Linked DNA regions of Mus musculus: regions 1, 2, 3, 4, 5 and 7 are each linked to region 6. A link is a loop called in an ENCODE intact Hi-C map of the cell type or tissue named here. Cell type or tissue: left cerebral cortex. All regions are shown on one strand.

Region 1 (4,000 bases), 55 kb after region 6:
AACCACTGCTTTTAGAAGGCACGTGAGCAAGAGGACCTCAATGGTCTGGTGGGATAAAATGAGAAAGAACATTCTCTTTCAAGAAAGCCTCTTGAGGGAGAGAGCCATTGGAGATTGGCTAGGTCCAATGCCCTGATTTAAGACTTCCTTCTGTTGTTACAAGCCACAGTTGATGGTACTTTGTAACAGAAGTCACTAGGAACTAAAACACGTAGCTTCATATGAAACACCTTGTGTTAGATTTCTGTGCGGGTTCAAGTGCCTACATGGACGAAGTTTAGAGAGAAAAGTAGAAAGGGCTCTTCATATGATTACATCACAGGGTAATGTTTGTGGCTCCCTCACCCTCACCCCTGGGGAGCATCCAGCTGGTGATTAGAACAGAGAAGCCTTGGTCATATTTATCCTGCTCAAGCAAGGTCATAAGTTGTTCTGACCTAATCCTAGGATACATGTCCCGGCAGGTGATTATCTGAGTGAGTCAGTTAACAGCATTGTTGCTGCAACAAACTACCTGAAGAAAAAAAGCAACTTATGGGAAGAAGGAACATTTTATTTTGGTTTAAAGTTGTTGAAGATATAGATAGTTCATCGGGACTAAGAAGATACGGTGTGGCAGGGGCATGAGGTATCTGATCATATCACATCTCCAGTCAGGATGCTGTGCTCAGTTCAGCCCCACACCCTTTTACTGATCTGAGAACCCAGCCCATAGAACAGTCCCATTTGAGTTTTGGTTAATTGACCTAATCAGACAACCCTGTCCTAGACATGTTTCCATGGTGACTCTGAATCCCATCAGGTTGACACTGAAGACAAACCGCTACACAAAGTATAATATGCTGAGCTTATAGATAGATAGCCCCATAACTTGCCTGGTTTTCTGCTTGTGGAACTCGATTGGTTAGCAGAGCCATGCAAACAGGGTCAGCCTGAAGCTTTCCACATCACCAGAGAACCGCCAGACTACTTCCTAACGGGAAAATGCCTTTTGGATTCGACAGCTTCTGTTGCCTTCTCACCTCTGTCTGGACACATCCGTGACTGTTCTGGTTAATGCAGAGGCCATTCTGACCCCTCTGCTCACTCCCAGCAACTGCACAGTAGTTAAACAAAGGCTCAGCCCCAAGCTTTAATAAGAAGAAAATGTGTCAAACTGGGCCTTATGGCTAAACCAGTTTAATGGTGACCCTAGCATAGAGTCACAGTGTCTGAGAAAGAGACAGAGCCTTAAACACTGGACAATTCAATGCCCCACATTTTTTACAAGCAAGAAGCAGGGTAAGGGGTCTGTCTGGATGACCCATGGGACCCCACTCTGGGCCTTTATCTTGCTTATACACTGCACTGCTTACTGTGACATTGGTAGCTGTATTGCCATCAGCTGTCGGATCACAGATAACCTATGCTGGCCCAGGAAAATTTTGGGTGTCACTTAATAAATTCTTAGCTCAATGCTCATTTTACAGATAAAGAAACCAAGGCACAGAGACTTCATTCATTTACCCACCGCTCACAGCTGGCACATGGTTGAATATATACCAAGCTTACATTTTCATGTTGAAGCTACAACCTCAGGAGTCAGAGAGCCCAAACCTTCTAACGACACACAGTTTACTTCCACTATGTTCTTAGTAACATTTCTTCAAAGGCAGCCCCCAGCACGACTTCAGACAAATTCATAGCTCTGGCGCATCCCGGGACTGCCCTGCGTTGATAACTTGAGATGCCAAGTGGGAAGCTACAAACTGAGCATCCAAGCTGCTGAGAACGTCCCAGCCACCTGGTGAACTTAGTCTGTGGGCCACTAGATGGCAGTATAATCACTCCCGGCATTTCCCCAGATACTACTCTACCGGGAAATGGAGAAGGGAGGGAAGAAGGGGGGAAGGGAATTAGACCCCAATGGGTGTTAAAGAGATGGAAATGACAGGGATGTAGAATTGAATCTGTGGAAATGAGTCTTTCCCAGCCTTTCTCCCCTGTTTTGAAATAGGAGACCAGCTTTTCTCACAGTGTTCCCAAGCTACAAGCTCTTGGCTATTAGTGATTGCCTGAGTAGAGGGTTTTAAGGATGGGATTGGGTTGAAGAGAATAGCTTCATCTCTTGCCCCTTCACCTCTTGTTGTTTGTTGCTAGCTTCTTGGGACATTAGGACTCACTGCAGTCTGTGTCTGATCTTACACACACACACACACACACACACACACACACACACATTGGTGTATATATATCTGTTCAGTAAGTTCCCCTCCTAGCAGGAAGAGAAAGGCTATATCTAGTTATGACTTTGCTTATGGGACTGCACACTCTTTTGGTTCTCTATATGAATTAGTCTGTACCCGGTGCCAATATATTTCACATAGCAAGTACCAATAATGTAGTGTTATGCATTAGTATTTAATATACAACTTTATCCCCACAACCAATGTTTGAGGCCAGTACTACTATTATAGCCACTTGTAAAGAAGGAAGCTTAGAAACATTATATGGCTCTCTCAGAGTTACACAGAAGATAGGAGGTAGAGTTCAAGGTCCATTCCCTTTTAATGACTTCAATATAAATATAGTAAATGAAAGAGGAAAAAAACAGTCTTACACTCTTCAAAAGCAGCGCACAGCAGTGCATAGAAGAGGAGCAAAGCTTGCAACTCAAATGTGTAGTTACTGATCCCTCTCAAAAGTCTTCCTTGTCTGACTTATAGCTGTTTGTCATCATCTATCCATGTTGCCAGGGCCTGTTTGGAGAACGAGGGCCACTGGGGATATGGCCTCTTTTCTTTGTCACTGTGGGAATCTCACAGAAACCCTATGCCCTGCCATAGCTTAAAGTCTGAATGAGACTGAACGCAGCGCTTCCCAATCCCCATCATGAGGGCAAACCCACATTTGTTAAGAGCCAGAATGAGGCAAGTTGCTGGTGCCCAGCTCTGCAGGCAGTAGGGTAGTGCCTCTGGACCAGAAGCACGTGCAAGACCAGAGGCTGCAGGGCACAGAGGCCTGCAAACGCAACTGGTAGACAGGTCCCTGGCTGCGTTGGCTGAGATGAGGCTGAGATTTAGCATCTGATATCTGTCTCCTCTGCTGCTTTCCAACGGGGCATGCGCCTTTCGTCCACTTCCCCAGCTGCAGTCTGTCCTGCCAGGATTTGGAGGTCTCATCATCCCCTACTGTAAAAACAATCTGTACATGGATGTGAAAGAAGAGACCTTGGGCATAGCTGTTACCTGGTCGCTGCAGAAGATGTAGAAAGATGGAGAGGCTCATTTAGTGCATCTTCCTGGGGCCCGTGACTTGTATCCCCTTGCTTTAGCTGCTGTATCTGTCCTGCACGCAAACTCCAAGAATGGTGGCATATTCTGATGCCTGTCGGGGCTATGTGTAGGGGGATGGTGGAATGAGCTGCCTCTTTCTCCCTGTGCCAGGCTTACATGCACAAAAACAGTTCAATTATGGCCTCAGGATATTGAGCAAGAAGGGGGAAAAGACGGGAACTAAAAAGTGTCTATTCAGCCCGTGTACTTCTGCTCTCATTCCCACCAAGCATGTGATATGCAAAAGAGCAAAGCCAGAGTTCTAGCAGCCACGATTATGTACAAGGGAAGTAACTTGTGAGGACTTTGGTTCCAAGATCTCTCTGTATACCCGGAGCTGTCACCTTGCTGTGGAGGCCAAGTTGCTATGATCTTGATTGGGAAAGTCCCCTCACCCAGTGTGTGCAATACTTGGGGCCTAAGTCTGCTTGTGGTCTAGAGATGAAGGGATGTGCGTGTGGGTGGCATATGTGCTGGAGAGCCCCATGGACTCACTTCTAATGTTTTTGTGAGACTCTCCTTCAAACTCTGGGGGAAAGCAAAGGACAAGACAACAATTTGTGTTAAGAAACAACAGCTAGGATTTTAGCAAGTTTTACTTAATTTCTTCCTTCCTTCATAACATGAAAGACCACCTTTGTAAGCCAAGTACTATCCCCAGCCCAGCAAAGCGAACCAGGCAAGTA
Region 2 (4,000 bases), 260 kb before region 6:
TAAGATCCAAGCTTTGCTGCTTCAAATTGTTCTGTGTCTCCATCACAAAGTGGTAATAATAATTGCACTTGCCCCTACAAGCCGCTATCACAACAATCTTAAATGGAACATTTACATTAGCTTAATTACCCTAAAATCTCGATTTTAGGACCAACTATAAGCATGTGAGACACGCCTCGGGACTTTCCCAGGACTGTGGGAAAATGTTTGTCATTAGTTTCACAGTAAATCCCAGGGTGCCTACCTCCATTAAGGGATGGCGCACTGCACACACAGGCCACCAGCACTTAAGGTGCTCTAATGGCTCCCTGTCTTGATGTTGTGGTAAAATGTCCAATGTAAGAAAAAAAAAAGTTAGAGGACATGATCCATCATGGAGTCGTATGGCAGGAGATTGAGGCCACGTCACAGTGCATCCACAATTTAAAAGCAGAAAGGGCTGGATGCTTATGCCCCACCCAGTTTCTCCTGCCTGGTGCCACTCTCAGTGAGAGTCCTTCTCACATCAACTCACTCAATCAGGACAGCCCCTCCCCCAGGCATGCGCAGACACTCATCTCCTAGGTGATTCTGGATCTCAAGCTGACATCTGAAATTAACCATCACTAGTACCCTTGTGCCTGTTACACCAAGTCGGTGCTTCCAGAACGGCCCAGGCTCAAGGCTGCCAGTGGAGCAAGGGCTGGACCTCTGCCTGCATCCATCCTCCTTGCTAGGTAGGTACGTGAGAAGGGACTCATACTATGTGGTTGAGCGTACTCTACCAAGGCTCCCAGTTAGTACACAGTGTGTCTCTGCAGCGGTACATCTGAGAAAACAGTATGCATGGACCATGAAGGCCCTGTCTTTCTGCTGAGCCCTGCACTCATGAGCGCTAACAGGAATGGAGGTAGCTTGGAGTTGAGGGCCCAGTATTTGCCACTGGTTTGTTCAATAGTCATCCCGGCACACAGCGTACACTTCACAGACAGACACTCCTCTGGGGACCCCAGTTCTCTCTAACCCACGTGATCCTCCCTGTTTGCTCAATCTTTTATAACTTAAGATCATTTAAAAAGTTAATTTTGGCAAGGTACAGTGACACATGCCTTCAATCCTAGCACTTGGGAGGCAAAGGCAGACAGATCTCCAAGTTAAGGTCAGCCTGGTCTACAAAGTGAATTCTGGTACAGCCCAGGCTACACGGGGAAACCCTGTCTTAAACCCACCCCTCAAGAAAAAAAGAAAGAAAGAAAGAGACTAAACAGTTAATTTTGAATGTGTCCCATGTTCTTCAGACGGGAGAAAGTTCGCATATTACCTCATCTGTGAGGATTTTGCCAGAGTCCTTGACTCCACGCAATAAATAAATACCCTTATCAGATACCCTCTACCATGCCAGGTAACACTGGTCACCCAGGCTTGTCTTCATCATGCACACGGTCAGTCTAAGCAGAACTCTGTGATAGTTCCCTCAGCAGTTTCCCATCCGCTGGCCCTATTCTCCATCTTAGCTATGAAGTCCTATGTCTCCGTGCTGTGTTAGGAGTGGAGTCTGGTCTGTCTTCTGCAGGGCACAGTTCCATTGCTCAACTCCCTATTCCTGTCTTGATGGTTCTGAACTTTACTTTTCAACATACGTCAATACCGTGTACTCCATTCCCAGTTAAGTGAAATGAAATTGAAGTATATTCTTCAAGGAATGCTTTATAGGGGACAAAATCTAGTCAGAGGCTCTGCCTGGGAGGCTTGTGATAGGAGACTAAGCCTCATTGCTCTCTATAATAATGCTTAAAGCAAATTCCTTCCATAGCCCACTTTCTAAGAGGCAGCCACTAGGGGGCGCCTTTCTCCTCTTCTTTCCCATTCCCAGTTCTCATTGCTCTGAGATGAGTTCCAAAGCTGGTATCAAGTCAAGGGCACAGGTGCACAGCAGAAAGTCAGCATCCTGCCCGCCCGCCCGCCCGCAGTATCTTTGCAGAGAGTTGCCTTGGGAGCAAAGGAGTTTCTGAGAGTAGCAACTTCTCCATTATAAATTTCAGTTGATTAAAGACTGGCTGATTTATCTTTCTACTTGATGCATTTGAGTATTAGCTGTCAACACAGGATCCCATCCACATCAGACATGGTCATCTTTATAAATTGTTCCAATATAGTAGATTATACATCCATTTCTAGCAAATTTTCCTGTTTTTAACCAGCTGACTGTATTTTGCCTATTGAGAATCTGTCATAAATTTCTTTGTCCTGTATAGAAACTTTGAATAATGATTTCTTTACTCAGCAATCTTGATTTACAAATAAGTGTGGTTTCTGGAAAGCACTTCCCTATTGGAATCTCCGAACCCTTTAGCCCGGTCCTCAGCTCTCTTGCAATCAAAGGCAGGAGAGCTGGCCCTGCATCTCATCTGGGCAGCACAGTAGAGTTGGCCCTGGTAGAGCAGTGTTGGGTGAGCATGCTCAAGGGCACGAGAGCTGACAGACTGCTGGCTCAGCTCCTCTCAGGCTGCAGCACTTCCTCTCCTGCTACCGGGCAGCACAATGGAGCTGGAGCTGGAGGTCCGAGGGCATGGGAGCTGGAGAGCCGACCTTGCCTTCTGCCAGTGGCAGCATCAGGTGTCCTAGCCCTAGCAGTGCTGGAGAGCTTGCCCTGTGGTGTGGGTGCAGAAGAGCTGTCAGGCTGCCCAGCTCAGCTACCACCCAGGCCCAGATCCAGGGCCTTGAGCTGGCCTACCCCAAACCCTAACATCTACCCCATCTACAAACAGCTGGAGCACATCAAGGGGCGGGGCCTATAGATCCAAAGCTGCAGAATCTACTTGACACGGGGCAACAACAGGATATACAAAAGGAGTCCTGGTGAGGATCCAGTACTGACAGTGACATAGAATCCGGACTTCAAACCAGACCAATGACTCACTGCAGTGAACATTCACAGTGAAGATGTTAGACTAAGTAGTACACTGTGGGACACACTGTAACATACTACAGCTTCCACCACAAGATGTTAGACTAAGTAGTACACTGTGGGACACGCTGTAACATACTACAGCTTCCACCACAAGATGTTTTCTATGCTTTGCTTCGTTTATGTGTGTTTTTGTGGGTTTGGGGGAGGGGTTGCAAGGGCTGAGGATGGACACGAGGGGGAGGGAAAGTGAATGGGACTGAGGGTGCACAATGTGGAACTCACAAAGAATCAATAAAAAGTTAAAAATGAAACAAACAAACAATGGCATGGCTGTATGCTTGCTAAAGCAGTGGTCCTATGCTGTGTGTCCCCTTTCATAGAACTGAGGCTGAAGCTCCGTAAGGCCTGACCTGCTTGCTTATTTACTTTGTTCAGAAAAACCTGCACAATCCAGAGAGCCTTGTTGCTGATGGTGTCCTACATAGGCTTTGGCTTCAACTTCAGGAGGAATGAATGTAATTTGTGATTCTTAGCACAGCTAGCGTACAAGTTGGCTCAGTGATGTTTGGAAAAAGAGGCGCCCAGGAGCTGAGCGCTGCCCTCTGCTGACTGAACACATGCCTAGAAATTCCTCAGCTAGCTAAATTCCTACTTCCTACTTACAAGGGTTTAAATGTCAGCTCCCCTACCAAGACCTCTGACGATTTCCTCTTCAGTTATAAAAAAGCAAGCAAGCAAACAAACCAAAGGAAACGAAGCAAAAAGTCCACAAGAATCGAGTTTGTTTTGTGCTAGCCAGTGAATCCTGAAAACAAAACAATCAGAAAATGTAAGTCAGCAAAATGATTCAGCAAGTGAAGGAAGGCACACGACCTTGATAACCTAAATTCAGTCCCATGACCCACACGGTGAAAGCAGAGACAGACATCTACAACTTGTCCTCTTGCTTCCACACATGTCACCACACACACACAACTCACACACACATACACACACACAACTCACATACTCACACACATACTCACACAACTCACACACATACACTCATACACACACAGACACATACATACAGTCACACACACACATACACACACACACACATACACACAT
Region 3 (4,000 bases), 610 kb before region 6:
CAACAGTATTGACTTCACAGGGCTTTTTATTAGCCTGAGTTATACTTCTTCGTTAATACATAGTGTCTTAGTTAGGGTTTTACTGCTGTGAACAGACACTATGACCATGGCAAGTCTTATAAGGACAACACTTGATGGAGCTGGCTTACAGGTTCAGAGGTTCAGTCCATGATCATCAAGGCAGGAACATGGCGGCATCCAGGCAAGCATGGTGCAGGAGGAGCTGAGAGTTCTAGATCATCATATGAAGGCTGCTAGTGGAATGCTGACTTCCAGGCAACTATGATGAGGGTCTTAAAGCCCAAACACACAGTGATCCACCTACTCCAACAAGGCCACACCTCCAAATAGTGCTACTCCCTGGGCCAAACATATTCAACCCATGACACTTAGTGACCAGGGCACTTTTAAGAACTTGCTTTCTGCTCTTTCTACCCTGCCACTCATCAACCTCTGACCTTGTCATCTATATGATGTGATAGCTGAGATCATAGACACAGCAGTGTAGGCATGGCATGTTTGACAAGAACCTGATTCCTGAGCTTCCAAAATCCGGCTTCACCGATCACCAGTGGGGTAAGCTCAAGCTGGTCACCTGACTCCTGAGTTTCGTTTTTTCTGATCGAATCGTTATCCTTAGATCAGTTGAGAGAATCCTGCTGATGACAACACACATCTGAGAGTTGTTGTGAGAGTCAGGAGAATTGTGTAAGCGAACCACAGCAGTACCTAGCACATGGTTGTCTCCATGTTGCTCCATTGCTTACTCTCATCAGTTAATACTGCGCGATTGTAGATGCCGGGGCACTTTTCACTGTAGTTGATTTTATTTCCAGGGTCAAAATCCAAAAGAAAATTTTTTTAAAGAGGAGATGAGGACAATTTGCATGAAACTATAGGCTACCTACCCCCTTCCTTGTCAGCAAGAGGGATGGTTCTTCAAAAGCCAGAATAAAGTTGCTCTCACCCCATTTACTGGACACATTGGGAGTCAAAGTCAGAACTTAGACTCAAAGAATACTCTTCTGTGGACTCCACAGCCTTCTTCCTTTCCTCTAATAGTTTCTGTCAGCTCTGGAGTCAGAGACAAGGGAGAGATGCTTGGAAGTCTGTGATGGTGCATACTCTTGGGCAGCCTGAATCCCCAGCAGCCCCTGTGTTTCCTTCATGACCATGCATTGGAATGAGACCTGTCCGAGGCTATGGTTTGGCTCACTGGTAATGTGCTAGTCTAGGATGGACATGGGCCAGGCCTTAGGCTCCATCCCCAGCATTACAAACAGTAGCAGCTAGGCCCTGGAGGTAATCCTAGAGATAAATGGAGCATGGTCATCTGTGATCATCTGTCTCCTCTTCACCACCTCTGTGATCCCCAATCCATTCTCCTCTCTCTGACTAATGATCATCCTAAAACACCCAGCCCGCCTTTTGCTTCAGACTTGTTGACTTTTGCAAAGTCAGAGTCCTCGCATGACTTCTGAGGCTCTGCACTACCTCGTCCTCCCAACCCTGTCTGCTTCTTATAAACCCCACAGCCCCAACTTCTTCCAATTCCAAAGTTGCCACTCTTCCTTGATCAGCTCTCCCAGTTCGTACATCTAGGATGAGGTAAGAGACCTCCCTGTCCTCAGGCATACTCAAAGGAACCTGGACAGTCCTCATCTGCTCTGATTCCAACTACCCATGGATTTGCCCATGTTTTCCACCGTATATAAGCTCACATGGGACAAGGATTGGGTCTCACCTATCTGTTAATGTCTGTCCGGCATCGACATTGCTTGAGCACAGTAAGTGGGTGCCTAATCATGTTTGTTAAATGGCTTAATGATGCTATTATTTGTACTTATGCTATCACAGACATGATTATCTTTTAAAGTACTTATGTGTGTGAGTATCTGTGTATGTGTGGCTATATGTGCTTCTGTGTATGTGCGCGCACACATGTACCTATGCATGGGGCAGGGGTTCAGAAGAGGGTGATGGATCCCTCAGAGGCATTTGTGAAATACCTGGCTTGTGACATGGTTACTGTGGCCTCAACTCTGGTCCTCAGGATGTTCCACAAGCACTCTTAACCACTGAGCCATCATTCCAACTCCAAGAACACTAGTTTGTGTTTCTTAAAGTTGATGCCAGGTAAACTCAGGTGTTTGGTTTATTTCTGCTGCTTTCTTATGATAGCTTCGTGTTCTGCTTATGGGTTATATTGAGTGAGCTTAGTCATTAATTGTAATACACATGTTGCTACCTAAGATGCAAGGGAGAACAATAACAGGTTCCCCCAAGAACTGGGAGGATGGAAAAATTTCTTTGCTCTTTACATTTATTTGACCACAAGAATCCCAGCCCTATGCCTTCCCTTAGTCCTTTGTCTTGGAGAAGTTCTATCCATGCCATCTCCAAACAGAGCAGTAGGCACATATTGGGATGTTGATAATGCATTCAGCTCTGTGCAAAGTCTAAATACAGAGCATCTCTGCCCTCAGAATAGGCTAGAGTGGCACCAACTGCTCTAGAGTGCCATCGATTTATAACAGAGTGTTAGTCCTCACTCATGCACATGGCCACCAGTGGCTAGCTGCAGTTTCCTCTTATTACCTGGACTGAAGGAAGAAGAGAGACGAAAGGGTATAGAGACTCACTTCCAAGATCTGAAATCCTCTGCCCAGAAGGGTTCATTGCTTTTCTGCTCCATGATCTCATCAGAGCTCCACTGGTTGGAAGCAGTTTTTCCGAGTAGAGAATGGCACTACACACCCATCAACAGTGATGTAGTCTGCACACACATTCAGATGCTTCTGAGATTTGGATATTATGATCTATTTACACACAATAAAACTGAGTCTAAGGGAGGCTAAGAAACTTCCTGACATTCAAGGTCAGTTACCTCACAAAACAATGTGAAGGTCCGGCCAATGCATGACCAGGTTGCTGTGATGGCTCTCGAGACTGTTGTCGGCATCTGTCCTGAGGTTAGTCTGTCACTTGCTTTTCTTTATGCCTTGACAGGGAGGCTTCACCCAGATTAAGTGTAATACGGACATTTTTATTGGTGGAGTCCCAAATTACGATGATGTCAAGAAGAACTCGGGGATCCTCCATCCATTTAGTGGGAGCATTCAGAAGGTAAGCTTTTGCCTCCTCAGGCTTGATATCTCTCTGGCTGTACATAGTGATATAATCGGTGTTATCTTCTGTGCCTCAGGAAGAGGGTTTGAGAAAATGCCAAAATGCTTACGATTTTATTTTTTTAATACTCACAGTCTAGTTCTCCAAACACCTGTTCCTGGCTTTCTGTTAAATACAGAGTGATTCTATAAAGTGGAGGTGATTTTTTTCTCAGCAGAAATTCCCCAAATTTTCTAGGGCTCTTGGGAGAGATAACTGACACTAGAATGCCACAGACACCTGTGTAGCCAGGGAAGGAGCAAGTGGAGGTGCGTGGAGCAAGCTCCCTGTTCTTCGGCTTTCTCTGAGTCATTGTGTCCTTTGCTCCGCGTAAGAGCCAACTGTTATTCCCACCCACCCACCCACGAGCAGTTGCTCCTCATCAATCATAAAACCGAGCTCTGGGATTGCAGAAACGTGATCCAGAAGGGTGAAGATAAAAGAGCTGCTTGGCTAGTGGACGATGCTGACCGCACTCTCATGTCTCCTATTCATTCTCTTGGGGATGCTCAAGATCCCTTGGGTCTCGATGACCTTGGGCTCCTTGGCTACAGACATGTAGTGTGACTCAGAGCCCAGACATGCAGGGATGCCTGCATGGAAGAAAAGTGAACTTGGACCCTGGGTTAGCCTCATCTTGCTTCCCTTTAGTGATGAAGGGTGGTGTGGGGACCAAAGTAGGACCCGTGACAAAGAATGAGAGTAAAAGATGAAGGAGCTGTGACACCGAGAGATGAGAGATGGTACTATTGTAATTTGAAGACTGTCCTTGAGAAAGGCCCCTGGTGTGTGTCCTCATGTCTCACTGCTAGTTCAGGAAAAAAAAAAAAAT
Region 4 (4,000 bases), 390 kb after region 6:
AGCTACAGAATACTGTGTGCACACAGTCAAAGGCAATTTCTCTCTTTCCCAGAGGGAAGAAAAATGGGGGTACCCAGCCTTCCTCTCTACAATCTCTTGTGGAAGAGTACTCAGAGAACTGTTCCCTTACTCTTGATCTAATTTAGTCAGTTGCTGAGGAAAGACTACAGGTTTGCCTGCGTGTCACGGCAACAGAGGAGATCACTTTTGGAGAAAGAAGGGATGCAAGAAGCAGCAGTCACTCAGTTTAAAGCCAAAACTGGGGATTCCTGGGGTTTAACAGGATGCTACTTAGCACGTAAGTGAGTTTGCTCAATTGCCTTACCAAGATGGGGTTCCAGCTGCAAGAAGATATGGAATGCACGTGCCCAGAATTAGGACTTGAGTGGTTTGGAGATGTGAAATCAGATTTTCCAAATCACTAGGCCTAAAAGACTCAGCTCTGCTCTTCAGAGAGAGTAGAAGTCAGGGGACCTGATTCTCAGAGAGCATCAATAGCTAGCCTATGTTAGCAAATAAGTAGCAAGATTACAGGCCCCCAACAGCTACCACAGGGAGATGGAGAAAGACACAGAGATAAATGGATAGAGTGCAAGGAAGGAGAGAGAGGAAGGAGAAAGAGAAACTTTGATAGCAGCAGATGAATATGACATCTCTTTCTATTTTCTTTCTGTCTGGCCCCTCAGCTCCTGCCTCTTGAGAAGTAATACATACCTACTCCAAAATCCATGTGCTTGGAGTATAAACATTCAGAACTGCACCCGGGTCTCTGAAATAGTCCCCTGAACTGATTCAGGACTTCTATCTTTTGAAACCTCCACATCATACTCCTGCAGACATTGCCTATATGGCATCCCAGACTTATATACAAGCAATGTTAGTAACAGTTGGATGTTAGCTTTGTAAGGTTGCATTCATAGGGTTCTATAGATGCTGGAAGCAACTGAGTACCCAGGGGTAGGTGAGACTGAGAGTCCTTTGCAATGCTGATAGTCACGTAATTCTTAACTTGGCGGGGGAATTACATTGTGTGGATGTAGTGTAGGACTTCAAACACATTGGTGAACTCAGAGTCAAAGATTGGTTGTGATGATAATCAGTGTGTCTAGCTTCCCTGTCTTACTCCTCCTCAAGTTTTAAGTGGATTCAAGCAATTTGAAAACAAAGGCGTATCGAACGGTTAAGCGATTTTAGCAGCCATGACTCAGCAAGGGCAGGTACATTTGGGTGATATTTTTGCAATGGCTTTTAAGTGCTCTGGGTGTCCCATTTAGACATCCATGGGGCATCTCACTACACAATGACCTGAATAATCATGAAAGAAGGCTGGGCGTTGCACATTTCTGGAAATCTATTCAAATATCTAAGCCCCCGCCCCCTTTGGATTGAAAATGAAGCATGAAGGCTTTGTATTAAGTAAGAAATATAAATGCAACTTGTAAATGTTTCAAGTTTTAGCTAGCCTCAGAAACGATACCTAAAGTTGCCTGCATTCAGACAGCACCCAGGTCCGAGAGGCCCGGGATTTCTTTGTCATCACAGCGCCCCCTGCTGGTTCAGGATGAGACCTGCAAGACTGCTTGCCCGTTTCCCTTCAGCTTTTCAGGGCCTCTGGAAACAAGGCTGGAAAACATTATCCTCAACTGAACCGTAGCCAGGAAAATCTCAGGAGGGAATTCTTTCCTGACATAAAATTAAACCTGGCTTCAGCATATCTGAAGAGGGGAAAGAAGGAAAACTTACTGTTGATGTTTCTTGGCTTGAGATTTTTTTCTCCCCCTTGTTCTTAAAGCAACATTATTTTTAAAAGCTGAAACGAGACGTGCCATCTGCCAATTTGGCCTGTCCCTCCATTCCCTTCAGTTCACATTTCACTGTCTTGTCCCAGTCCGTCCTTTTGCCCTACTCCAAAAAAAGTTGTTTAAGTGAACAAATGCTTTTCAACTCATCAGTAGGAACAAGTGGAGAGAGTGTCTTTACCTCGCACAGCAGGGAATCTGGCCTTAAAAGTTCCACAAAGTTCCAGGGATTGCGTCACCGATGTGGTAGCTTTAAACCACTGACTAACCAGGTCTGCCCATAATCTGACCAACAGATCTCTGTCTCTTGAGAAGTGGCTCAGAAGCACACGACCCTCAGCAATAGATGTTCAAGGGCGGACTGGGTGCACTGCTGAGTTAGAGCCAACAACTTGAAGGTTAAAGAGCGGGAGGGGAGGGCTTTTCCTGCCCGCCTGTTCCTGTGCTAGATGGTGCAGTGGTTATGTGATCTAGTGATTATATATGATCTAGTAATTATATGATCTAGTAAGGCTGAAGACTGTCCACTCAACCCCTGATGTGTCATGGTGTTAAAACAAAATCAAGCAAAACAAAACAATAACAACACACCTGCACGGGGGTATTTATGACCTGGGAAGTGAGACATTCCTTGTATTTCAGACATACTTGCCAAGTTAGTGCTAATCTGCGGTCATCTCTTTGTCTGGCATGACTGTTTTATTTATTTTTTCCCCTCCCCATCAAAAGCTATAGTCTGACTTATCACTCATCGCTGCCACCATTAAATAATAACAGGCAGTGTCCACTGTCCTGTTTTATTGCTTCAAGAAGAAAAAAAAATCCTGTCCTTGTAACGTTGTCGTGACACTTCTATCATGAGTTGGATAACTATTTGCAAGAGGCTTTTAATAACTTTTTATTGTGTTTCACGGGTCAGTTTGTCTGCCCATACACCACTATCAATATGCCTTCATTGATACTTCATTGGATCACTTCCATCACGGGAAGGGCAGCGCCTGGTCCTCACAGGAGGATCCTTGCTCTCACTGTGGATATGCTTTACCCATGTTTGACAGTCGGCCATCACTTCCTGTCTGGACCATTCAATATTCTCCCTTCTCCCCATGCCATACCGACGTTTACACTGGCGATAGTGTAATGTAAGTCTAATTAAATAGTAAGCATTTGCATTTTATCAATTTCTTATTGGTGGTAGATTGATCTATTCTTACTAACTGTATAGGCTTCCTTTCTACAAAGCGAGGATATATCCGCATTGCTATGGAATTTTCAGTGTTTCCTGTGTTTAGAGGGTATTCTCTGCTCTATAGCTGGCACGGTTGACCACGTGACTTGTTTTGGCCAATGAGCTATGAGCAGACATGCCACGTGGCTTATCTGCACTCTTCTAACACTGTGGTATGTTTCTGGAAGTCCTGTCCCTTGGGAAGCCCCTTCAGCTGAGTACAGAGTAGTGTGAGAAGGCACAAGAAAGAATCACAGCGGCGGTCACAGCCACTACTGGGCCACACGAATGATAAACAATTGTGTGTTTTGCAGGCCACTGAGATTTGTTTGTTGACCAGTTCGCGTCCCTTCACGGTGGAGTCCCACACTCCCCTTTTGGTCCTCCGAGGAACTGGGACAGAGCATGTACTTTACGTGCCAGCCAATGATGAAACATGTCCAGCCTCTAGATTCTCTTTCTGTGCTTAGTCTTTTCCAAGCTCAAACGGCCAGTTCCCGGTCTTCAGTAAAGCTTACTTTTGAGATCTTTCCAGATAGCTCAAAATATCCCTCTCCCATGGAAACTTTATATACATTGGTTCGAAATGAGTTTTTTTTTTTTTTTTCTTTCTCTGAATTCCCACAAGGACATCATGCTTACGGTTCCTGTCACTCAATTGGTTGATAGTCATAAGCAGTGCTCTTTATTACACAGCAGATGCTATTTTTTAGACCTGTTGCGTTGGCTTGGATATGCTAAGGTGGACTAAAATGAAAAATATTGACTAGGGGTGGGGAAAGAGCAAGCAGGATAAAAAAAAAAAAGGAGGGGGCAATAGAAAGTGGTAGCATCCCACAGTGGGTCTCATGGGTAGGGAGAGGAGGCAGGGGAGGAGGACTAGGTAAGAGTACCACCGACTGCCGCTGCATCTCAAAGCGTGTTTAACCAAACCAATGGATAACCTGTCATCCAAAGCCATACTGGGGAGGAT
Region 5 (4,000 bases), 120 kb after region 6:
GCTGGAAACAACCTAGATGTCCCTCAACAGAGGAACGGATACAGAAAATGTGGTACATTTACACAATGGAGTACTACTTAGCTATTAAAAACAACGACTTCATGAAATTCGAGGGCAGATGTATGGAAGTTGAGGATATCATCCTGAGTGAGATGACTCAGTCACAAAGGAACAAACATGGTATGTACTCACTGATAAGTGGATATTAGCTCAAAAGTTCGCAATACCAAAGATTCAATTCAAAGACCATATGAAGCCTAAGAAGAAGGAAGACCAAAATATGAATGCTTCGGTCCTTCTTAGAAGGGGTAACAAAATACAGGAGGAAATATGGAGACAACGTGTGGAGCAGAGATTAAAGAAAAGGCCATCCAGAGACTGCCCTACTTGGGGATCCATCCTATATCCAGCCACCAAACCTGGATGCTATTGTGGATGCTGGGAAGTGCTTGCTGATGGAAACTTGATATGGTTGTCTCTGAAAAGACTTTGCCAGAGCCTGGCAAATACAGAGGTGGAAGCTTGCAGCCAACCATTGGACTGAGCATAGTGGTTCCCAATGGAGGAGTTGGAGAAGGGACTGAAGGAGCTGAGGGGGGCCTTATGGAGGGAGCAACAGTGTCAACTGGCCAGACGCCACCCCCCCACCCACCCCAGCTCCTGGAAACTACCACCAATAAAGAATACACATGGAATGACCCACGCGCTGGCCACTTATGTGGCAGAAGATGGCCTTGTTGATCATCAGTGGGAGGAGAGGCCTTGGGCCAGAGACTGTTTGATGCCCCAGTGTATGGTAATGCCAGGGCGGGAGGACAGGAGTGGGTATGTGGGTGCGGGAGCATTCTCATAGAGGCAGGGGAAGAGGGAGTGGGATAGGGGGTTCCCAAAGGGAAGACCTGGAAAGGGGAAAACATTTGAAATGTAAATAAAGAAAATATCTACTTCCTTTTCAATTTTATCCCCTTGAGCTCCTTTTTTTCTAATTGCTCTGGCTAGGACTTCAAGTACTATATTAAATAGGTAGGGAGAAAGTGGGCATCCTTGTCTAGTCCCTGAATTTAGTGGGATTTCTTCAAGTTTCTCTCCATTTAGTTTGATGTTGGCTACTGGTTTGCAGTATATTGCTTTTATTATGTTTAGGTATGGGCCTTGAATTCCTGATCTTTCCAATACTCTTATGAATGGGTGTTGGATTTTTGTCAAATGCTTTCTCAGCATCTAATGAGATGATCATGTGGTTTTTGTCTTTGAGTTTGTTTATATAGTGGATTACGTTGATGGATTTCCATATATTAAACAATGCCTGCATCCCTGGAATGAAGCCTACTTGATCATGATGGGTGATCGTTTTGATATGTTCTTGGATTTGGTTAGCAAGAATTTTATTGAGTATTTTTGCATCAATATTCATAAGGGAATTTGGTCTGAAGTTCTCTTTCTGTGTTACCCAAGAAGCTAAAGGGGTTGGCAACCGTATAGGAGGATCAACAATATGAACTAACCAGTACTCCCCAGATCTGTGTCTCTAGTTGCATAGGTAGCAGAGGATGGCTCAGGTGGCCATCAATGGGAGGAGAGGCCCTTGGTCTTGAGAAGATCATATGTCCCAGTACAGGGGAATGCCAGGGCCAGGAAGTGGGAGTGGGTGGGCTGGGGAGCAGGGAAGGGAGGGGGGAGGGTATAGGGACTTTCAGGATAGCATTTGAAATGTAAATGAAGAAAATATCTACTAAAAACAAAACAAACAAACAAAAAAGAAAATATCTAAAAAAAAAAAAAAAACCTAACAAATTTAAACATATGTTTGATCCACCATTTTAGGCTCTCTCTCATATGTAACTGTTTAGGATACACTCAGGAGCTGCCATTGTTGGGTCTCTTGTAGTTAAATGGCTGTGGGGGACAGACAATGGTGTGAAGTTGGGTGACAATACGTTCCAAAACCCAGATAGATTTATACTGAGAGTCAACAGGTTTAATTGTCAGTGATAAGAAATGAACAAGCAGCCCATGTGTGAAAAGGGCAACTTGTAACAACCTGGAAGGCTCTGGCCCTTCCTCAGCCCACCAAGACCCAGGAAACACAGTTACTCATCTAAAAATACTGGAATCCTTTTGAGAATGGCCTCTTTCTATAGTGGTTCAGTTTTTAATGTGCAGTTTGAACATCAGAGGGCAGTTATCCTCACACGTGTCTTTCACAGAATGATGCTGTACCCTTCCGAGGGCACATGGGATGAGGCACTGCACTCACTGCATGGACAAAGGTACACCTGGTTTTCCCAAACAAACAAGTACGTAGACTGTCTCTTGCTCAGTAGATCATTATCACCCCTCCTATCTAGCTGTCCTCTCTCCATTAGAGTTAGAGACTTCCTTTTTTGTACTGGTCACTATTGGGTTGTGTGTGATGTCTCAAGAGTGCACCCTGCTGGAAAAATACTTTGCCTGTGACTGAAATGTAATGACCTAGACCATCTCCATAGTTACCATCCATCCCTTTCTGGACTATGACAAATGAGTAAGCCGACTCTAGGAGGTCTGATCAAGTTTCTGTTCTTTTCTGCTTGACATTTGAGAGCTTGTTAGGAGGCTCTAGCAGGGGAGTGTAGCTACTCTTACCCTTGTCTGAGGACCAGTCCTCCTCTATTTGGAGAAGGTCCTTGTTTTTTCAACCATGCTTCAGAGGGACACACATGGAACCATGAGGGAGGGGAGGGACACCCCCCACAGCCCAGCCAGTTCAAGAATCAACTCTGGTGACCGAGGTAGCAGACAGTTCATCCTCACATTCTTTGTTTGACATTTGCAACTCAGAATCATGAAAATAATTCTTTTTTTAAAAAAAATATTTATCTATTTATTTTATGTATGTGAGTACACTGTAGCTGTACAGATGATTGTGAACCTTCATGTGGTTGTTGGGAATTGAATTTCTAGGACCTCTGCTCTCTCCGATCTGCCCTGCTTGCTCCGGTCACTCCAGCCCAAAGGTTTATTTATTATTACACATAACTACACTGTAGCTGACTTCAGACGCACCAGTAGAGAGTAGAGGGCGTCAGATCTCATTACAGGTGGTTGTGAGCCACCACGTGGTTGCTAGAATTTGAACTCAGGACCTTCAGAAGAGCAGTCAGTGCTTTTACCCAGAGAGCCATCTCGCCAGCCCATGAAAATAGTTCTTAATAGTTACTCTAGCTTTGCCTGTCTCTCTATAGGCTCCCCTATCAAAACCTCTCAATAGTGGATCAAGAATGGAGTTCAGAATTTATGCATATTCAACAAATCCCAATTCTTTCTGATTAATACAGTGTTTGGGTACAAAATATGGGATTTCTTTTGAGCTCACTGGACAAATTTAAGTCCCAAGGAGTCATTACTTTGAGTATTGTCTCCCACATCAAACTTAACATTCTGTATTACAACCCATCTCATAGCCAGCAACATTTTTGTTTTCTGTTAAAAGTTTGGAGAAGTAATTTAGAAATTTGCCTGTAAATAATTTATGCACTCAGTAATCACATGCAGTTCTGAGAATTATTTGTGAACTGAAAGATATCTAAATGTATAGATGTATGAAATACTTAATCATAAGACTAGCATTGAAATTGGCATGCTATGTGATATTTATATTTAATTATACAATAGCTAATTTTGAGTTTGCATTTTTCTTTTAGTATTTTGACCCCCCCCCATTTCTCTATTCTCTTCTTTTCTATTTCCTTCTCTTTCCTCTTTCTTTCTATTCTCGCTTTGCCCCATTTCTTACTTTTTCTTTCTTTTAGAACTTTTCAAAAAACCAAAAGTTCTCAGGGCTGGAGAGATTGCTCAGTGTATAAAAGCACTTTCCATGTACAGGGACTTGAGAGGGAGCCCCTGGAGCCCACTAAAAGCTAGACACCTGCTGGGAGTCTCTACAACCCCAGAGCTCTTATGGAGAAATGGGGTCAGAGACAGAAGAGTCCCCTGAAACTCAAGGAACAGCTAGTCTGCT
Region 6 (4,000 bases):
AGAAGCATGCTCTGGGGTTGGGTCCGTCCTTCCATCTTTCTGTAAATTCTGGAGATTGGAGTCAGGTGCTCGCCCTGTATTCTTTTTTCATGTCATCCCCCTGCTGTAGACCCCTGACCCAAGTTTTTCATAAAAGTGCCTCTTCTGGGAGGTTATTACCCAGTTCCAAAGCCTGCCCTTTGCTGCTTCCGGGTGTTATCAGTCCACCTCTACAGGGCTACAAAGTCTCTATCTATAACCAGACCACAAAACCTTTGATAAAATAGATTGTCACTTTGCTAATTTACTATAAAAGTTATCATTTTGAAAATACTTTTAGAGTAACTCCTGTCTTGCTAGTTCTGGGTGTGTTTGTATTTTTAATGAACTAATGATACAGAGACTAGGGGTACTTTTATCACCCAAATGAATTATTGCCATTTGTTTAAAATGATGTAATCACCATCACCATCATCATCCCCCACTGGACTCATCGACTACTTTCTAAAACACCTGGATACATAATAAATAAATAATAGTAATAAGACAAAAGGCATTGGCACATTCAGTCAAAGTGTTTCTCACCCAAGGAGATGTTACTTGTATACATAGACTCAATATTATGCCATATAAAGTGTGATGCCATTTTATATAGGTCTGAGTTCATGAAGTTTATAGTATTAAAATATTAAGTATGAAATAGTGACCCCAATGGCCATGACAGTGGAGAATAAAATGGACCAAGATGAGGATAAGAAATAGATGCAAATGTCCTGAAAAGATCCAAGTCCAGTTGCCACCAACTGCTCAGTGTTCCAGGAAGGCATAAAGAAGAGTTTCACAGAGAGAAGAAAGGAACCAGCCACAGCTGACCACAGGCAGCCAAGAGGAGGCAGTGGGCAGGGAGGAGAAAGAGCAGGAAGCTTATCTGAGGAGATGAGTCCCTGCAAGCCGGCTTCTCACTACAGCCCTTTGTTTCCTGCGCAGCCTAAAGAACCAAATGAAATTCATTTAATGTTATGCCCGTCATTTTGGAGCACTCTTAGGGTGGGGTGGGGGTTGCAGCTCAGTGACAGAGTGCTTGCCTAGTGCCTGTGAGGTCCTGGTTCAATTCCCAGGAAGGTAAAACCAAAAACAAATAAACAAAGGCTCTATATCTTAACATTTAAAGATGTGAAACTATATATTTTTTTAATTTTATTTTAATGCTCTTATTTACTCTTTGTAAGTTTAGCCTTTAACTTTATATGCCTCAGTACAGGGGAACGCCAGGGCCAAGAAGTGGGAGTGGGTGGGTAGGGGATTGGGGGGGGGAGTATGAGGGACTTTTGGGATAGCATTTGAAATGTAAATGAAGAAAATATCTAATTAAAAAAAAGTTTAGCTTTTAACCTTTTACTGCTGATTTTTTTTTTTTTTTTTGTGAAGAAATCTAAGTGACACATATCGTTATTTTTATACCTGCCCTTTTCAGGAATGGACCCCTCCCTTGGGAACACGTCTTTCTATATTTCACCTATGAGAAATTTCCAAACGATGACTGGCCTAAGCCAAATATTGCCAAATGGAATTAGGTAAGGCTATCTGATGTGCCAAGTGTCCAGTTCTGGAAAATTCAAAGCACTTGTAGTTGATTACAAGATCACACTGGTACATTCTTGTTTGAAACAATCCCTGGTCCTAACTAGAGTGACTTCAGGGAGAACGCTTGGCCCTTCCTTTTCTGACCTTAGTCACTTCCCATTCATTATTATTTCTTATTACCTCACGTTTCCTGTCTTATTACTATTAATACCCAGAAAATTTGCTTTGTATATAAAATCTCAACCCAGGGTTCCATCTGAAGGATGGGTTATACTGATACAATTCTGATTCCTTCTAAAACAGCCCTAAGAAATGTGCTATAGTCAAAGACATGGACTTGAACATTAACAACAAAAAGCTCCCCCTTCCGATTTCATTTCACTTGGTCAGACTACAGGAAAATGTAATGAGCGGCCTGCTTTCTGCCCACTAGGTGGCGAAAGAATGCAATTTAAAATACCGGTAACATGCCTCCCACAAACTCAAGATTTTTGAAATGATTCGTGACTTCTGGTTCCCATTTACCTTCAAACCTTTCAGACTGAAACATAAATCGATCTGAAGGACATGATTAGAAATTATTCCCTAGAATAACTTCAGAAGCTGAGCAGGTTCTGCATGGTCAAAGTCCCCATCTCCCCAAATTCCCTCCCCACTTCCTGGTTGGAGATTCCACTGTGCACCCAGGAAGCTCTAACCTGTCAGTCATTTAGCCCAGCCCTCACTGAGGCTGAGCCAGACTCTGTTCCAGAAATTCTTCCCAGCCTACAGCATTGTTTTTGCCTTTGCTGGTTATTTCTTATCACCATATATAAGCATGTTGTCATTTTCATATAAGCTCCATGCTACCCTTGCTACCTAATATCAGCCTAGGTTATAGTGACATGAGATCCTGACTCAAGATACAGAAACAGAAACGAACCAAAATTCTTCCCATCCTAGTTGTTACTCCGTGTCTTTGCTTCACACCTTGAACAGACTCTGAATTGGCTCTTTCCAGTTTCTTTCTACGTGTGTGCATGCATGTCTAGACCGGCAGTTGAAGTTGGGGAATCTTCCTTTATCACGTTACACTTTGTATTTCTCAGTGAATCCAGAGCCCTTGATTTAGCTACCATGAGCCTCGGGACTCTACCTGCCTCTGCCATATCCGTAACCCCTCCACTTCGTCAGAAATGGGGTTCCATATACATGCTTTTAAATGTGTGATGGGCACAAACTTCATGCTCCTGTGGCAGGCACTTTCCAGTTGCTAAGACCACACACGATCCTCACTGTGAGTTTCATTAATAAATTCAAATTCTGCTACTGTTCCCTTCAAAATGTATCCACAGTGCAGACATTTCTTGCCGCCTCTGCAGAGGACAGCCCATCTTGGCTAGAATGCTTTGGTAGATTGCCTGCATTTCTGCACCGTCTAAATGGTTCTGGTGCTGCCTCCGCGTTTGCCCATCTACTTAAAGTGGCCTTAATCAAACAAAAGTCAAAAAACCTTGGTGCTGTGCTGCAACCATCGGGGTTCGCATCTCACTTACCGTGACAGTCGCAGACTGTCACAGCACGCAGAGCCCTTACAACAGCGGGCTCTTTCCCCATTGTGTCTCTTGCTGCTGTTAGTGTAATTCTGCCCGCCTCCTCCTTAGACTCCAGCCTTTCTGTTCTCTGCCTTGAGCAGCCCCTCCCCCACAGCTTTATGCCCAACGCCCACATCCCCTTGCATCTTTGCTCCCTCGCATCTCTGTTTAAAGCTGTAACGCTATGCTGCCTGTAACACCCCTCACGTTTTCCTTTCCTGTTTTCTCCCTCAGCACTTGACCCTTACTGCCCACCGCAGTGTCTTCCATCTGTCTGTCAGTTCCTGTTTCTCCTGCCCTTGCTTCATATAGAAGCAGAGATCTCTGTTTTGTGCATGGCCTTCCCGGAAGTTCAATAGAAAAGACACAGAGGAGTGACTTGAAGGTTTATTGAGTGACTATTTTACACACCTTTTTTTTTTTTTTTAATGTATGAGTACACTGTTGCTGTCTTCAGGCACATCAGAGGAGGACATCAGATCCCATCACATTGTGAGCCACAATGTGGTTGCTGGGAATTGAACTCTGGACTTCTGGAAGAGACTTGGTTAAGAGCAGTCTTAACCAAGGAGCCATCTCTCCAGTCCCAGTGAATATTTTAAAAGCCCAATAGGTTGTGACTTGTGAATGGATTCTGAGTAGGGAGGGAACAGCATCCCAAGGGTGCTCTGAAGGTGGGATAAGAGGCTTAGAAACACATGCCTCTTCTACTTTTCTGCCTCAAACCCAACCCAGCCATTTCCTCCATACTCTTGAGCATGACTAAGGCTCATTTTGCTTTCATTTCCTCTATGTATTTATCTAACTTCCCCTTCAGCGGGGGAGATTTCGCATCTAGATATTTCCTCATTGTGGAATTTATG
Region 7 (4,000 bases), 82 kb before region 6:
ACAACAAACACGTGTTCATGAAACTAAATCAAAACTAGTCTTTCAGTCTACACAGAAGGATTCTTACAATACAAAAACCGAAACAGAACTGAATTACGCAGTCAATACAGAGATGGGTCCCCCAAATCCCACATCCACCAAATAACTTTATACGACGGTCACTACATACAGGGTGGGTGGGGGAACCAAATTCATGTCGTATATACAATGTTTACGACTGTTCTTGTCTTGTTTTAACGTCCTAAGGTGTTTCACGGATCTCAAAAAGTGATTCCGTAACAGCAGAACTAGTTAAGTTACACTCCACTCCAGCGCTGTGGAGTCGGACCGTCCGGAATCTGTAGACCCAACTCCTGTTTAAGGAGGCAGAGAACGGACTGATGCTTCGGCGAGATACTGGGAGATGAAACACCAGCCCGGGGGCCGGTGACCGAAGCAAGAAAATACCGATCGTTCGCCGGGTGCGGTTCTTAAAAACAAAACACACGCGGGGCTCGCCCTGCTGGGAAAGGTGTAAACAAACCCAGCTCTCCTCCACTGCAGCCACAAGGTACACAATGAAGCGGCGGCCGAGTGAGGGGGCGGGCGGTCTCCAGCCAACTACAGCCCCAGCGGGCCCGGGAGACGGGAAGCGAGCAGCAGGGAGCTGCGGCGTGAACCAGACACTTAGCAGTCATCACGGGCTCTCCGGGTTCTCAAAAAGCTGCGGGGACCCCCCCCACCCCACCCAAGAGGATCCCACGGGCAGGGAAGAGCAGTCCCGCAGTGAGCAAGAAGCCGGCAGGGTCCAGCATCTGCTCTTGGGGGGAACGGGGAGGGCAGGATGTGGTCGCTCTTCCCACAAACATCCTCCAGCAACCTAAATAACAACCTCTACCTTGCTCCCCCACCCACCCCGTCCAAGGCCGCCCCCGGGATCCGGAGGTGGGGGGACCCGGGAGCGGACGGAGGGGGGACACACACGCGACCGAGCCGGCCGGGGAGCTCCGCAGCCGCCCGAGGCCCCGGAGCGGGCTCAGCCCCCCGGGCAACCCGGGCCACCCGGGCGCGGGGCAGGGGGATGGGCGCGGGCTCGGCCCCTCGCTGCCCCGCGCGGCTCGCCTGCCAGCCCGCCCGCCCGGCTGCCCGCGCCTCCCCGGCGGCCGCGGCGGCCCGCGTTACCTCGGGTCAGATCGAGCGGGACGTTCTCCTCGCCGCTGTCATTCCGCCCTGTGCGAGACAAGACACACAACCCCAGTTAGAATCCATCGCAGGCCGGCGGCGCCCGACGCCCCGCTCGTCTTCCCCGTCCAACCTCACCCCACCCCATCCCCAGGCCCGGAGCAAAGCCGAGCGCCGCGACCCGTGACCCGCACCGGGTGAGGCGAGCGAGGGCGGCGAGCGGGCTTACCTCGTATTCGGAGGTTCTTCAGAGAGCGGCCGCGGCCGATCGCCGCCATATTGACGGGTTTCAGTCACAACACCGGAAACCTCGCCCGATCGCGCGAGAACCCCCTTCCCCTCCCCGCGCGCCGTTCCCGCCCCCTCCGCCCCCCTCCCGCGGCAGCGCCCCCGCCCCTCGGCACGGAGGCTCGCCCGCGGGCGCCGAGCAACGCGCCGCCGCCTGTGCCGACCCGCATTGGGCGGTGGGATGCGACCCCCGGCGGGGGGACACGGGCAGGGCGTCGGGGCGCAGGCGTGGTGGGAGGCGCAGTTCCCACGGGGGGGGGGGGCGCCCATTGATGTGGCCCGGGACTCTGGGCGCGCGCGCGGCGGAGGTCGGGATGCGGGCGGGCCACCTGCTGGCCCGCCCCGCCGCACTCCCCGCGTGGCTTTAAAGCCCGTTTCCTTACTCATCGGCTAAAATTGTTACCATTATTTTTATTATTATTATTAAAAGAGAGGGTGGGGTCCGGGAAAAAGGCGCGCGGCGCACAGTTAGGAATGTCGCTTTGATCCTTTTCCCAGAACCGCGGCGCCCCGAGTGAACACGTAACAAAGTTTGTTTTCCACCCACGCTCTGACCATTGAGCTAAGCGGCTTCGCGCTTGATCACAGGCAAAGCCGCTCGCCGCCGCCGCCGAGAGCTGGGCGGCAGGGCGGAGGTTTGCTTTCGGTCCGCCGGGCATCCGACGTGCAAGGAGTGCAGAAAGCGGGCGTGCAGGGCGCTCGCCCGAGCGCGGGACTCTTTCCCCGGCGCGCGCCAGCGCCTGGAGGCCCGGGACAGGGTTTCCTCTCCCGGAGCCCGGGGAGGAGGCTGGGCGCCTCGTCCTGGCTTTCTGTTACTCCTACATCACTGGCTGATGCCGATGTCGAGGATCGATGTTTTTAATGCGGACTAGTCACAAGGATTAGTTTACGGGTTTCTAGAAGCGGGTTAGTACGCACTCATTTGGCCCTTAACCCAGCAACTCTCTTAAGCTAGATTACTTTAATGAGAGGATATTTTGTCTCCTCCTATTCCTCACCTCTCTCTTCCAGACTTAAAAGTCCAAAGTGGAGATCTTGCCTTAACCACTTAGTTTTTAGTACAGACGTCAAAAACGAGTATCTGTTAGTGTAAACCTTCAGCTCCTTTTGTTCTAATAATGTTCTAAATAATAATAATGTTCTCACTAAAAAAAAAAAAAAAAAAGCAAACCAAAACCTCTCTAAAATCAAAAAGAAAAATAAAAAAATATTAGAAAGACTCTCCGTGTTAATAATAGTGAGCAATTGTAGACTTGAAAGCCCAAAGGTAGAAATTATGCAAATGTAATTTAAAATGACTTTGTTGATCCAGTATATTAACAGAGTGGTATTAAGTAAGCAATTACAGATTTCCTTTACTCATAAATGCTTGAAATACATATAAAATTCAAATGGTTCATTATAAAATACTTTTACAAGCATTATATAAGGAAAAAAATCCAAGATGTGTATCTGAATGTAAACTACTATTCCCCTTTCAATTGTGGGATCATGCCTGCATATTTTCTTCTTGCTTGGTCACCTACAACCAATAGTTGTGGTTGGACTTTTAACCAATAGTCGATCTATGACAGTTGTAGAAGCAACAAAAGTTTTTAAAAGAAAAATAAAGAAACACCAGGAAAATAAACTTGAATTGCTGCTCTCTTGGGGTACTACCCCATATCTCAGGATGAAGTCTGCATTCTGGCATCTGCTGCCCTGTTGCACTTAGCTTTAAGGATCTAACACAATTACAGTGCTTTAAAGAAATATTCCCTGACACTATCAGCACAAGCCTTGATAAACAACAAAATTGCTTCCTTTTTATATAGCTTCCAAGTCTCTATGGAAGTTATTTATTCTATTTCCTGCCTTAGATGAAGACCACAAAGCTGGAGGTCTGGCCAGAACATGAAAAAGTTTATCTTTCATCCCTCCACACATCACAATCACTAAAAACAAAATAAATTAGTAGAAATCTGTCCATAAAATGCTAGCAGATTGTCAAATGGTCCTTCTGGTGCTAATGTCCATCCTCGCCTGTTTTAAGTCATTTCCTAGCCTGATGTAAGTTCCTTTAAGTTCCAGGCTTTCTTTAAAGTGAGTACAATTGACTGACTTTAAGTTAGTAGAGGAACTTGCGAGTCTTTCATCTTCATAACTGTGTGTCCTTATTTGAAGACCACTATTTATTTATTCCATCTCTTCCAGGAGGGGGAAAACACACATCATTTTCAATCTAGCCATCATTGTTTGTTTTCTTCCGTTTCTATTTCAGGGAATTGGGTTCTCCACATTTGCTCTTAAAGTGGGTGGCTTTCTGACCAAAAGAACAAAAGACACTCATCTAGGGATGAGGACTTTAGACATAATAAACATTGTACAGTATGCAAAGTTATGCTTGAGTTTTAAATGATGTCAATCATAATTGGCCCCAGAACACAAGATACTTATTAAGAAAAACATAAATAAAAAGCCTGGTTATTTTCTGTGATGTGATGTGTGTTACAAATCTCCCTTGAGACCCGTCCTCCCCTCATTTGTTTTCGCCTGCCCAGAAGACTTGCTT

Evidence for each region. A loop is a pair of places that touch in the nucleus more often than their neighbours do. Peaks named below come from ENCODE experiments on the same cell type or tissue, not always from the same donor. Only the 100,000 strongest peaks of a DNase experiment are listed, where the experiment ranks them.
Region 1: a loop joins it to region 6, with 2.2 times the contacts of the local background. A loop is called at or near these places in 4 of 42 quality-filtered maps.
Region 2: it touches region 6 in a loop (4-fold over the local background); 10 of 42 quality-filtered maps call a loop at or near these places.
Region 3: a loop joins it to region 6, with 2.7 times the contacts of the local background. A loop is called at or near these places in 3 of 42 quality-filtered maps.
Region 4: a loop joins it to region 6, with 5 times the contacts of the local background. A loop is called at or near these places in 12 of 42 quality-filtered maps.
Region 5: it touches region 6 in a loop (2.5-fold over the local background); 8 of 42 quality-filtered maps call a loop at or near these places.
Region 7: a loop joins it to region 6, with 2.5 times the contacts of the local background. A loop is called at or near these places in 9 of 42 quality-filtered maps.

What each region holds. Positions count from the first base shown.
Region 1 is chr15:6,568,891-6,572,890 of GRCm38, reverse strand. It overlaps a transcript of Fyb not described here. Among named protein-coding and RNA genes, the nearest start is that of Fyb, 9.0 kb to the left of the region's middle. In left cerebral cortex, a CTCF peak has its summit at 1,810 (motif pointing right); DNase peaks (open chromatin) are centred at 1,805 and 3,519.
Region 2 is chr15:6,881,854-6,885,853 of GRCm38, reverse strand. No RefSeq gene overlaps it. Among named protein-coding and RNA genes, the nearest start is that of Osmr, 9.5 kb to the right of the region's middle. In left cerebral cortex, CTCF peaks have their summits at 1,819 (motif pointing right) and 3,493 (motif pointing left); DNase peaks (open chromatin) are centred at 1,816, 2,438 and 3,484.
Region 3 is chr15:7,233,311-7,237,310 of GRCm38, reverse strand. It overlaps Egflam (EGF-like, fibronectin type III and laminin G domains), which reads left to right. Exons shown (of 22, transcript NM_178748.6): 16 at 3,010-3,126. Among named protein-coding and RNA genes, the nearest start is that of Lifr, 110 kb to the right of the region's middle. In left cerebral cortex, no CTCF peak of the experiment used is centred here; no DNase peak of the experiment used is centred here.
Region 4 is chr15:6,235,925-6,239,924 of GRCm38, reverse strand. No RefSeq gene overlaps it. Among named protein-coding and RNA genes, the nearest start is that of Gm16311, 72 kb to the left of the region's middle. In left cerebral cortex, a CTCF peak has its summit at 1,560 (motif pointing left); DNase peaks (open chromatin) are centred at 322, 1,554 and 2,033.
Region 5 is chr15:6,499,494-6,503,493 of GRCm38, reverse strand. No RefSeq gene overlaps it. Among named protein-coding and RNA genes, the nearest start is that of C9, 56 kb to the right of the region's middle. In left cerebral cortex, a CTCF peak has its summit at 2,433; a DNase peak (open chromatin) is centred at 2,422.
Region 6 is chr15:6,623,938-6,627,937 of GRCm38, reverse strand. The region is part of intron 2 of Fyb (FYN binding protein); the gene reads right to left. It overlaps Gm2245 (predicted gene 2245), which reads left to right. Exons shown (of 7, transcript NR_155272.1): 3 at 1,454-1,553. Among named protein-coding and RNA genes, the nearest start is that of Gm2245, 28 kb to the left of the region's middle. In left cerebral cortex, a CTCF peak has its summit at 1,992 (motif pointing right); DNase peaks (open chromatin) are centred at 1,998, 2,259, 2,963, 3,227 and 1 more place; H3K4me3 peaks cover 378 bases; H3K27ac peaks cover 998 bases.
Region 7 is chr15:6,705,842-6,709,841 of GRCm38, reverse strand. It overlaps Rictor (RPTOR independent companion of MTOR, complex 2), which reads right to left and starts at 1,461. Exons shown (of 38, transcript NM_030168.3): 1 at 1,391-1,461; 2 at 1,162-1,209. The coding sequence starts at 1,439. In left cerebral cortex, no CTCF peak of the experiment used is centred here; DNase peaks (open chromatin) are centred at 528, 1,387 and 2,002; H3K4me3 peaks cover 2,487 bases; H3K27ac peaks cover 2,053 bases.